Regions from separate parts of the Homo sapiens genome. Here all the other regions are linked to region 2. Evidence: chromatin contacts called from ENCODE Hi-C or POLR2A ChIA-PET data. All regions are on one chromosome and are shown on one strand. The core of a region is the stretch at or near the end of the contact, and the rest is flanking DNA. Distances in the headings are between cores, read along the strand shown.

Evidence for each region. Hi-C counts contacts between places; a loop is a spot of excess contacts on that map. ChIA-PET counts read pairs that join two places held with the same protein, here RNA polymerase II (POLR2A). Pooled maps may share reads with other maps.
Region 1: a pooled map shows a loop between it and region 2 (3-fold over the local background). The contact joins the enhancer-like site here to the promoter of RPUSD2 in region 2. A Hi-C loop is called at or near these places in 3 of 168 maps with a recorded cell type or tissue (CD4-positive, alpha-beta T cell and CD8-positive, alpha-beta T cell) and 15 of 50 pooled maps.
Region 3: a loop to region 2 is called in a map of naive thymus-derived CD4-positive, alpha-beta T cell, with 8 times the contacts of the local background. The contact joins the promoter of EIF2AK4 here to the promoter of RPUSD2 in region 2. A Hi-C loop is called at or near these places in 1 of 168 maps with a recorded cell type or tissue (naive thymus-derived CD4-positive, alpha-beta T cell), 1 of 37 single-sample maps with no recorded cell type and 7 of 50 pooled maps. POLR2A ChIA-PET finds 5 or more read pairs at or near these places in 1 of 52 experiments (OCI-LY7).

The regions. Positions count from the first base shown.
Region 1 is chr15:41,422,470-41,426,117 of GRCh38, reverse strand. All of the region lies in intron 1 of RTF1 (RTF1 homolog, Paf1/RNA polymerase II complex component), which reads right to left. Among named protein-coding and RNA genes, the nearest start is that of RTF1, 7.2 kb to the right of the region's middle. Within about 2 kb of position 1,702, at least 3 of the 41 ENCODE cell types and tissues checked have a DNase peak (open chromatin) inside an H3K27ac peak, as active enhancers do.
Region 2 is chr15:40,568,037-40,571,461 of GRCh38, reverse strand. RPUSD2 (RNA pseudouridine synthase domain containing 2) reads right to left here and starts at 2,163. Exons shown (of 3, transcript NM_152260.3): 1 at 1,519-2,163. The coding sequence starts at 2,124. RefSeq lists enhancers at 1,532-1,581, 1,331-1,830, 1,892-2,221.
Region 3 is chr15:39,932,198-39,935,697 of GRCh38, reverse strand. EIF2AK4 (eukaryotic translation initiation factor 2 alpha kinase 4) reads right to left here and starts at 1,583. Exons shown (of 39, transcript NM_001013703.4): 1 at 1,359-1,583. The coding sequence starts at 1,502. RefSeq lists a silencer at 1,301-1,710 and an enhancer at 1,731-1,870.

The DNA.
Region 1 (3,648 bases), core at 453-2,952, 860 kb before region 2:
GATCAGGTTTCATCATCATGTTGCCTAGGCTGATCTCAAACTCCTGAGCTCAAGCAATCCTCCCACCTCAGCCTCCCAAAGTGCTGGGATTACAGGCATGAGCCATTGTGCCTGGCCCTCAAGTGTTATTTTCAACTACCTACTTGATGTCTCCACTTAGACATCTCATAGTCACTTCGAACTCCACATATCCCAGACTGAATGCAGGATCTTCACCTCTAAACCTGCTCCTCCAGCACTCCCCATCTCATGCCAGTGCCTGGCATCAATCCTAAATACTCCTCTTCTCATCCTAACATCTAATCAGTCCTCAGTCTTCAAGGCCTTTTAGTTCTACATACTGAACATCATGTCCAACCAATTCCACTATCTGTCATCTCTATAACAACCATATCAATCCAAGTCAGTCCTTCATTTAATAAATACTGACTGGGTGCCAACTGCATATAGGCACTGCTCTAGATGCCAGGGACAGCATAGTGAACACATACGGTTACCCTCCTGGCGCTTCCATTCTAATGGAACTTATGTTCTCCATCATCTCTCATCTGGACTCCTCTCTCTGCCACTTCATTAGTGTCCCCCTCCATATTACTCTCCACAATAGTCTGGGTAAGGCAAATCTGAAAATCTTCTCCAACTTAAAATCCTTCAATGGCTTCCTATTACTCTCAGAATAAACTCCAAAGTCTCTACTAAAAATACAAAAATTGGCCAGGCGCGGTGGCTCACACCTGTAATCCCAGCACACTTTGGGAGGCCGAGGCGGGCAGATCATGAGGTCAGGAGATCAAGACCATCCTGGCTAACATGGTGAAACCCGTGCCTACTAAAAATACAAAAAAAAAATTAGCCGGACACAGTGGCAGGCGCCTATAGTCCCAGCTACTCGGGAGGCTGAGGCAGGAGAATGGTATGAACCCGGGAGGCGAAGCTTGCAGTGGCAGAGACAGCGCCACTGCAGTCCGGCCTGGGCAAAAGAGCGAGACTCCGTCTCAAAAATAAAAAACAAAAATTAGCCAAGTGTGGTGGCACACACTTGCAGTCCCAGCCACCGGGGAGGCTGACGCCCTCCAGTGGCTTTAAATTTTTTTCTTTTTTTCTTTTGTTTTTTTTAGACGGAGTCTCTCTGTCACCCAGGCTAATACAGTGGTGATCTCGGCTCACTGCAACCTCCGCCTCCTAGGTTCAAGGGATTCTCATGCCTCAGCCTCACCAGTGGCTGGGACTACAGGTGTGTGCCACCGCACTTGGCTAATTTTTGTATTTTTACTAGAGATGGGGTTTCGCCATGTTGGCCCGCCTGGTCGAACTCCTGGCCTCATATGATCCACCCACCTCGGCCTCCCAAAGTGCTGGGATTAAAGGCGTGAGCCACTGCGCCTGGCCAAAAAACTTTTCTCTTTTTAACGCAGCCCACAGGAAGATAAATTATACCTCACAACCCAGTATACATCTACATGTACATATGAGACACACAAATTTCATCACTTATATTTACTATGTATGACACATTTGATGTTTTCTATCAATTCAATTTTATTTTTACTGCTGAGTGTAGTCCGTAAACTGACTTCTCCATCCTCAAAGGGTCAAAACAGAATCTACCTCTACAGTTTCATTTGTACTATTCTCTCTCCAACTATGCAACTAGTTTATGTTACTCACTCTGTGCTTCTTTCAGTTTCATAAGGGTTCGAGGTCCTTCCTGTCTCATTTCTTTTATATATGCTGGTGCCTCAACCATGAACATTCAACACTCTTCCCTTTACTCTTCAGTCTTCTAATCTGCTTCTCCTTAACACATATTCCAGGTCTGTTTCAATGTCACTCTCATCAGGCTAGAATAGGGTCCCTGGTTAATATTTCCACAGTATTCTTGTCCTTGCTTCATGGCCTGTAGTGCAATTGTAAGGAAATTACTCTCTCTGAGCAATCTCCCCACCTCATCTCTCTCTCATTCCACTTTACACTCCTTGAAGGTGGAAACTGCTTCCATTTTGTTCACCCAATAGCTCTAGTGTCTAACGCTGTCTAATACATCTGTTGAACGATGAACAATCAGGCCGGATGCGGTGGCTCATGCCTGAAATCCCAGCACCCTGGGGAAGCCAAGGAGGGCGGATCACTTGAGGTCAGGAGTTTGAGACCAGCCTGGCCAACATGGTGAAACCCCATCTCTACTAAAAATACAAAAATTAGTCGGGCATGGTGGTGCATACCTGTAATCCCAGCTACTTGGGAGGCTGAGGCAGGATAATTGCTTGAACCCGGGAAGCGGAGGTGGCAGTGAGCTGAGATCGTCCCACTGCACTCCAGCCTGGGCAACAAAGTGAGACTCCATCTCAAAATAAATAAATAAATAAATAAAAATAAATACACCAATATGACCTGTGTCTGAAGATCAGTTTTGTATTTTTCCTAAAAGCCTCACTGTTAAAGCTCCCAGGGCTGGGCGTGGTGGCTCACCCCTGTAATCCCAGCACTTTGGGAGGCCGAGGTGGGTGGATCATCTGAGGTCGGGAGTTTGAGACCAGACTGACCAACATGGAGAAACCCCATCTCTAATAAAAATGTAAAATTAGCCGGGAGTGGTGGCGCGTGCCTGTCATCCCAGCTACTCGGGAGGCTAAGGCAGGAGAATCACTTGAACCTAGAGGCGGAGGCTACAGTGAGCCCAGCGTGCCATTGCTCTCCAGCCTGGGTGACAGAGCAAGACTCCATCTTGGGTGGGGGCTGGGTGGGGAGGGAGCTCCCATGGGACTCACTCTTTGAAAAGAGTGAAATTAACAAGCGAATTACATCAAGCTAGATGCAACATGACACAAATTAAAGTTTTCACAAATTAACACTGACACTTCTCACAAACTCTTCCTACACTTCAAAATTTGCCTCTGATTAATGCGGAAAACACTACATTAACAAGAAGCACAACTTTTAAATTTCTCAAGATTTATGGGGAAGGTTTATAGAAGTATACTTTATAATAATAATATTCTTTACATGTAGTATCTAAAAACAGCTCCTAGAAAATACTTACAGGGCTGGCCGGGCACGGTGGTTCACGCCTGTAATCCCAACACTTTGGGAGGCCGAGGAGGGTGGATCACGAGGTCAGGAGTTCAAGACCAGCCTGGCCAAGATGGTGAAACCCCGTCTCTACTAAAAATACAAAAATTAGCTGGACGTGGTGGCGTGCGCCTGTAATCCAAGCTACTCGGAAGGCTGAGGCAGAGAATTGTTTGAACCCGGGAGGCGGAGGCTGCAGGAGCCAAGATCGCGCCACTGCACTCCAGCCTGGGTGACAGAGCGAGACTCCGTCTCAAAAAAAAGAAAAAAGAAAATACTTAGGGGGGCCTATTCTCTCAAAGACAAATTTAATTATTGCTACTTCAAGTTAGATAAACAGAGAAAAACAGGACATGACAATATAATCTCCATTTTAAATAAGAAACCTATAAAATAAAGCATCCCAGTGTGCACATAGCTCAATTTTTAGTTTTTTAGAAAGGTAGAGTAAAATTTTTATAAATACGGAGTTGTACTGATTTGAATTGAGAACTCTGGTTCCTTTATTATCTTGAATGCTTTTCATTTTATAGGACTTACTGCATAAATATTATTCCATAAAGGGAGATGACATAGAGC
Region 2 (3,425 bases), core at 914-3,413:
GATCTCATTTTGTAAAAATACAGACAGACACAGGCAGATAGCTGGCACTGAAAAAGTACTGGAAGGACATATGCAAAAATGTTAACTGTGTTATCTCTGGGTGGTTAGATTATGAATGTTTTTTGGCTTTGCTAATTGTATTTTCTCTACAATAAAGGTATTTAAAAGGTAAAATTTTTTAGCCGGGCGCAGTGGCTCACGCCTCTAATCCCAGCACTTTGGGAGGCTGAGGTGGGTGGATCACGAGATCAAGACCATCCTGGCTAACATGGTCAAACTCTGTCTCTACTAAAAATACAAAAATTAGCAGGCGTGGTGGCACATGCCTGTAATCCCAGCTACTTGGGAGACTGAGGCAGGAGAATCGCTTGAACCTGGGAGGCGGAGGTTGCAGTGAGCCGAGATCGCGCCACTACACGCCAGCCTGGGCAACAGAGCAAGACTCTGTCTCAAAAAAAAAAAAAATAAATAATCAAGGTAAAATTTTTTTAATGGAGGAAAAAACCTCCATAAATCATCACTTATTACGATCTTGAACAAACAAAACTAAGGCTTAAGTCCAGGGATATGGGCTCTAGACCAGGATTTGCCACAGGCTCGCTACATGCTCTTGGGCAAGTCATTTATCTTTTCTGGGTCTCTGCTTCCTGTGGAATGTGAGGGTTAGACCAGATCTGTGCTTTAGAAATTGGGATAGGAGAGGGAATTCGTCAATGTATGATATATTGACGCAAATCGATTGATCAATGGAACAAGTTACTCCAAAACCATCCATTCCCCAAATGCTGTAATCGCCTTTTCTCCACTCACAACCATGGTAAACTAGTGTTACTGAGAGGTAAACAGTGTTACTTCTGACAGGGGTGTCTGGTACCTCATAGATGTGATGGAATTTTAAAGGAGTCAAAGCACTGGGCTAAACAATTCTAGTCTCTATCCCTGACATCTCATAACTCTATGTTAAATAGTTTAAGTAGTAGTTATAGGAACATAGGCTTTGGTAGTGGCACTGTTGATAGCCTTACCCCTGTGAGTTTCCTTAGTTTCCTCAGAGGTAAAATGGAGTGGCAATACCTACTTCACAAGGCTGTCATTAGAATTAGTGGACATACAATGTTTAACTTTGTGCCCAGCACACAGTAAAGAGACATAAATGATAGCCCCTATTATTACTATTTGCACAGAGATCTACAACGCAGGGTAAAGTGATCAGTGCCCTTGCCACAAGACGGTGTTTAAAGGAATTATGAAAATTCCAACTTCTGTCCCTTGGAAACAAGGAAGCTGCCTTGAGGAAGAGGATAAACAGGCTGAGTCCTGAAGCACAGACACCCTGGCCACTTGCGGAGGTGGGAAACGGGCTAAAATAGTGTTCCAAATGAAAGCGAGAACGCTTTAGAATTGCCATGATTTTAATCCAGTACCTATGCTTTACTAAGACTAAAAAACAAAACAAAACAAAACAAAACCCGGCCCCTTTTCCTCGCCCGCTTCTGGCCAGCCCCATCAGGACTCCACCTTGAGCACGATGTTGAGGTCCTGCACCGGCTTCTCGTTGAGTTGCAGGCGGCCCGCCCGGACCGCGGCCTCATAGTAGGCCAGGGGCTGAGCTCGGAACTCGGTACTGAAGACGTGCAGCAAGCTGTGGCCCACCCAGCGACCTTTGCAGTAGGTCCGGAAGTCAAAGTAATAGGGCCGCACCTTACGCAGGCCGCCCTCGAAGTAATAACTGGTTTCTGCAAAGTGCTCATCTCCGAAGCTCACCCCGGTCCGCCGCTTCTTCGGGGGCGGCACGACACGCTCCCTGGTTGCGCCCCGCCGCTTCTTATGCTTGCCCGGGCCTGGGGCTGCAGCCGAGGGATGCTCCCCGCCTACTGGGGCCGGCTCCACTTCCCGGCCAGCCGGCTTCGGGGGCCCGGGGGACAGCTCAACCTTCGCGTCGCCACCAGCGTCACCGTTTTGCTGATGCGAAGCCCTCAGCCCGCCCTCTGTCCCAACCTGGGTAGACACTGTTTCTGCCATTGGGCCCTTATCGCCACTCCAAGTCCTGGTAAAGCTAGGGCGCCTAAGGTCGTAGCGCCAATGTCCAAGAACCCTGAGCCATCCGCGGCGGTCCAGCCACATAACCACGCTGCCCCCACTCCACTCCCAGGGTCGCGATCTGAGGACGTCACTCGGCCCCAGCGAATCAGGGAGGCCCAGTCCCGAGGCGGGGTCTGCGATAAGTGAGCGAATGAGTGAGCTGCTCGAATTAAATTAGGTGAATTGAGTGAGCTTAGAGATGAGAGACTGTAAATGTCTCACCAAAAGTGACCTTACTCAGACGTCTTCCTATTAGGGAGATACGACGTTATTTATAAAGGAAACCCTTGGAATTGCTCCGTGTAAAGGCCATGACAGGAGTAGGTCGTGTAAATTCCGAGTAGTCCCTTGGGTCTGAAGAAACGCTTGAAAGGAGCTTTATTTAAGACAAAACAAAAACTAACAACCAGAATAAAGATTGCTAAACTCTGCGAATATACTAAAACCCACTGTATTCTATATTTTAAAAGGGTCAATATTATAGTATGTGACTTGTATCTCAGTAAGATTGTTATATATGTATTTAAAACACACACAAGCACCCCAGAAGCAATGTGTTCACACCTGTGTTTCCCCCTAACAGCATGAGAAGGATTAGTGATCCCCATTCGCCTCCCACATGCTTCCATCCTGAGATTAAAACTGCAAATAGATCAGAGGATATATGGCGAGGGTTCTTAAGTGCAAAATAAACCAACTCTGGCTAATTTCATCAGAGATAGAATTATGGAAAGTATATTAGTGCCTCATAGAATTCACAAGACAACTGGAGACTAGGCTCAGAAAAAGGGCCAAATCAAGGGAAACCAAGCCTTTTGAGAGCCTGGCTTCAGACATGTCAGGGAAGAAACCCAGTTGGGATGCAGTAGACACAAGAAACTATGTTGTGCCAAAGGACTCTTTTTCCTGCAGCCCTGCCACCCCTTGGAGACCCCTAAATCTCCCTGTGTCTCTGTGTCCCTCTTCCAAGGTTAAGAGTCCTGCAGGGGAGGACTTCCATCAGCCAAACCTCATTGCTCTGAGCCCTCACTTCCAGGGTGCCTGGAGATGGAAGAATTTAACCCTCTTTTTTTTTTTTTTTTTTTTTTTTTTTGAGACGGAGTCTTGCTCTGTCGCCCAGGCTGGAGTGCAGTGGAGCGATTTCACCTCACTGCAACCTCCGCCTCCTGAGTTCAAGCCATTCTTCTGCCTCAGCCTCCTGAGTGGCTGGGACTACAGGCACGCACCACCACGCCTGGCTAATTTTTATATTATGAGTGCTGGGATTACAGGCGTAAGCCACCGCGCCCGGCCAAGAATCTAACCCTCTTTGGTATCCAGAGTGGGATTCTTCCAAATAAGGA
Region 3 (3,500 bases), core at 334-2,833, 640 kb after region 2:
TGAGGAAATCCTGGATGTGTAGATAGAGCAGATGTTGTGAAATGCCAAAGTTAAAAGCAGATGAAGAGGCCAGGCGCGGTGGCCCACACCTGTAATCCCAGCACTTTCAGAGGCCAAGGTGAGAGGATTGCATGAGCTCAGGAACTTGATACCAGCCCGGGCAACAGAGCAAGACTCTGTCTCTACAAAAAATTAAAAAAATTAACCAGGTGTAGTGGCATGTGCCTGTAGTCCCAGGTACTTGACAGGCTGAGGCAGAAGGATTGCTTGAGAATAAGCTGCAGTGAGCCGTGGTCATGCCTCTGCACTCCAGCTTGGGAGACAGAGCAAGACCCTGTCTCAAAAAGAAAAAAAAAAAAAGCAGATGAAGTTAGAACTATGTTTTAAATGATAATATGATAATATTCAGAAATAGTTTGGTAGATCAACTCTTCAAGGATGGGGAAAAAACTGTCAGTATAAATACTTTATAACGTGCCTTAATTTCCAGACAAAAAGGCAAAATATTATTTTAAACAAAATGCCATTTTAAAAGGTCTAGAGCTAGAGCAAGCTGGTCTAACCCGAGGCCCATGGGCCGCTTTGAATGTGGCCCAACACGCATTCGTAAACTTTCTTAAAACATTGAGGTTTTTTTGCGAATTTTTTTTTTCTTTTAGGTCATCAGCTATCCTTAGTGTTAGTGTATTTTGTGTGTGGCCCAGGGAAGCCAAAAGATTGGACACTCCTTCTCTAGACTCAGTCTAGAACCCTCTCTCTACTACAGCTAAGATGAATGTGTGCTTTATTCTGAGCTAAATGTCTTAGAGGAAGGTGCAGAGGTATGGAAAGTTCCTCCATACCGGAAAACACAGTGAGGATGCCTGGGGAGTACAGAGGGAATTATGTGGCGTGCAGATTTGAATGCATGGATGAGACTTGAGAATTCTGATTGAGGACGTAAGGCCTGTGCGAGAGCCCAAAAAGCGTTCTCAGAACAAAGTAGCAAGGGGCGCGTATGAATTGCTGTGGTATCATCCGCAAGGGCTTTCAGAGGGGAAAAAGGACAAGGTTGGAAGGAGGCAGTTATGTTATGGGATGTAGGCAGGAATAAGAAGCAGTGCCAGGTAAGAGGGAGGAATCCAGGGGGATTCCTCTGGGGAAATCATGGGGAAAGGACTGTAGAAGAATTCGGCCTAGGTGGGATTCTGCAGACCAGCTGCAGGTGCAAGGACTAAAGTGAGCATGGGTGGAACCTAAGGGATGAAAAGACTGCAGGATCCTAAAGCGGCGGCCCAATCTGGAAGTGTCCGGGCTTTGGCCCAGGGCCCGGGGAGGCCAGGGCACGCCAGCCCGGGCCTGACAAGCCACGTTCCTACCGGTCCGCAAGCGTCCGGCCGCAGGTCTTGGAAGTCCGCGCCGTAAATGGCCTCCAGGGCCTGTAGCTCGTGGTCCTGTCGTTGCGGGTAGCTCTCCGGAGGCTCGTCCCGGCCGCGCCCGGGGGCCCCACGGCCCCCAGCCATGGCAGCGCTGCGCCCAAGGCAGGGCGGCCTTGCCTGGGCGGCGGTGGGCCCCCGGCAGCCTGCGGGGCGGGGCTCCGCGCTGGGGACGGGCTATGGGCGGTGTTCCACGCTGGAAACGGGCTCGTGGGCGGGGTTCCGCGCCGGGGACGGGCCGTAGGCGGAGCTCCGCGCCGGGAGCTAGCTCCGGAGGCTCCAGAAGCCCAGGCGAAGGAAGAAGGCAGGGGGACAGCTTTGCCCACATCCTGCTGGGGGAAGGGGAGCAAAGGAACTCCACGAACTTAAGAAATGAATCACAGATAGGAATGAAAACGCCACATTGTATAGTTTTCACGAAACAAGTATCTTTAACAGAAGTGCTTGCTGGAACTTCTCCACCCTGGCATGGCTAGTGCGGGAAACTCTTTTTTCTTTTTTTTGGCAGAGTTTCGGCTCTTGTTCCCCAGGCTGGAGTGCAGTGGCGCGATCTCGGCTCACTGCAACTTCCGCCTGCCGGGTTCACGCGATTCTCCTGCGTCAGCCTCCAGAGTAGCTGGGACTACAGGCGCGCACCACCACGCCCGGCTAATTTTTCTATTTTTAGTAGAGATGGTGTTTCACCATGTTGGCCAAGATGTTCTCGATCTCCTGACCTTGTGATCCGCCCGCCTCGGCCTTCCAAAGTGCTGGGATTACAGGCATGAGCCACCGCGCCCGGCCGGGAAACTCTTAAAGGGCAGACGTCGATGGGTTCTGAGGTCACTTCTAATTTCACCTTGTACCTTCCCAGAACAAGACTACCGGGAGTAAAAATTGTGACCCCCCCCACCCTCCTTCCTCCCACTTTAGTACCCCCAAACTTATTCTCTGAGCCACAGATTCAACACCCTCATTATGTTCTCTGTCTCTACATTCCCCAGCTTTGGGGATCTCCACTACCACCTTGCAAATTCAATTGAAAACTGTCTTTCCACTCAGGCATCTTTATGAGCTACCTTCCCATGAAGAGAATCATGTTCCCTTCCCAGTTCACTCAGTGTGAATTTAGGGAGTCTTTGTGTTATATCCTGCCTCAAGTCGTCGTTTTTCAAGTTTATAAAATAATAACCTGTCTACCCAGACATTGTTATTGCACTTCATCTTCAGTAACTTACTAATGCTGCATGTCCATTTCGAATAATCCTATTGTACTAACCCAAGTTAGGTTTAAGTGACGTTTCTTCTGTCTACCTTGCTTACTCCTCCACTGTTCACTAAATAATGATTGTGTAAATTCCTTGCTGCCATCTATCCACTCATTTCTGGCCAGATAACACAAATGCACTAGCTTGACCCAAGGCCAATTTAAATCATCATCTTCCCTCTGCTGGAGACCCGTTCCTTCTCCAGTGATCTCTGACTAGGTAAATGGCACCATTCAACTGAGTGTGATTCTGAATTCCCTTTCTCTCAACTCACATCCAAATAGTCACCACTTCTGTCCATCCACTACACTCTAACCCATTGCCACTAACTTAGTTCAGGCTACTGTCACCAATTCCCTGGGTTACTTCAATAACTCTCTTAATTAGTCACTGTCTTCATTCTTGCCCCACATTAAGCCATTCTTCCTATTGCAGCCAGAGTAATGTTTCTAAATTGCAAATATGGCCATTGCACTCTAATCCTTAAAATTACTCCATTTCTCTATTGGTCTTTAAAAAAATTCTTTTAAACCTATATTTATGAAAATGTCAAACATACTTAGAAGTAAACTCCTCTGTACTCATCATCCAGCTTCAACAACCATAGATATTTTGTCAATTTTATTTCATCTCTTCTCTCCATCCCTCAGGAGTGTTTTTTTTAAGTCTCAATCATATCATTTTAAAAAATAAATACCTAAGGATATATCTCTAACTAGAAAAGGAACCAACATAACATATTACTAATCTTATACCCTAAAAATGTAACCCTTTGGCCAGGGACAGTGGCTCACACCTGTAATCCCAGCACAAGGTGGAGGATCACTTGAGGCCAGGA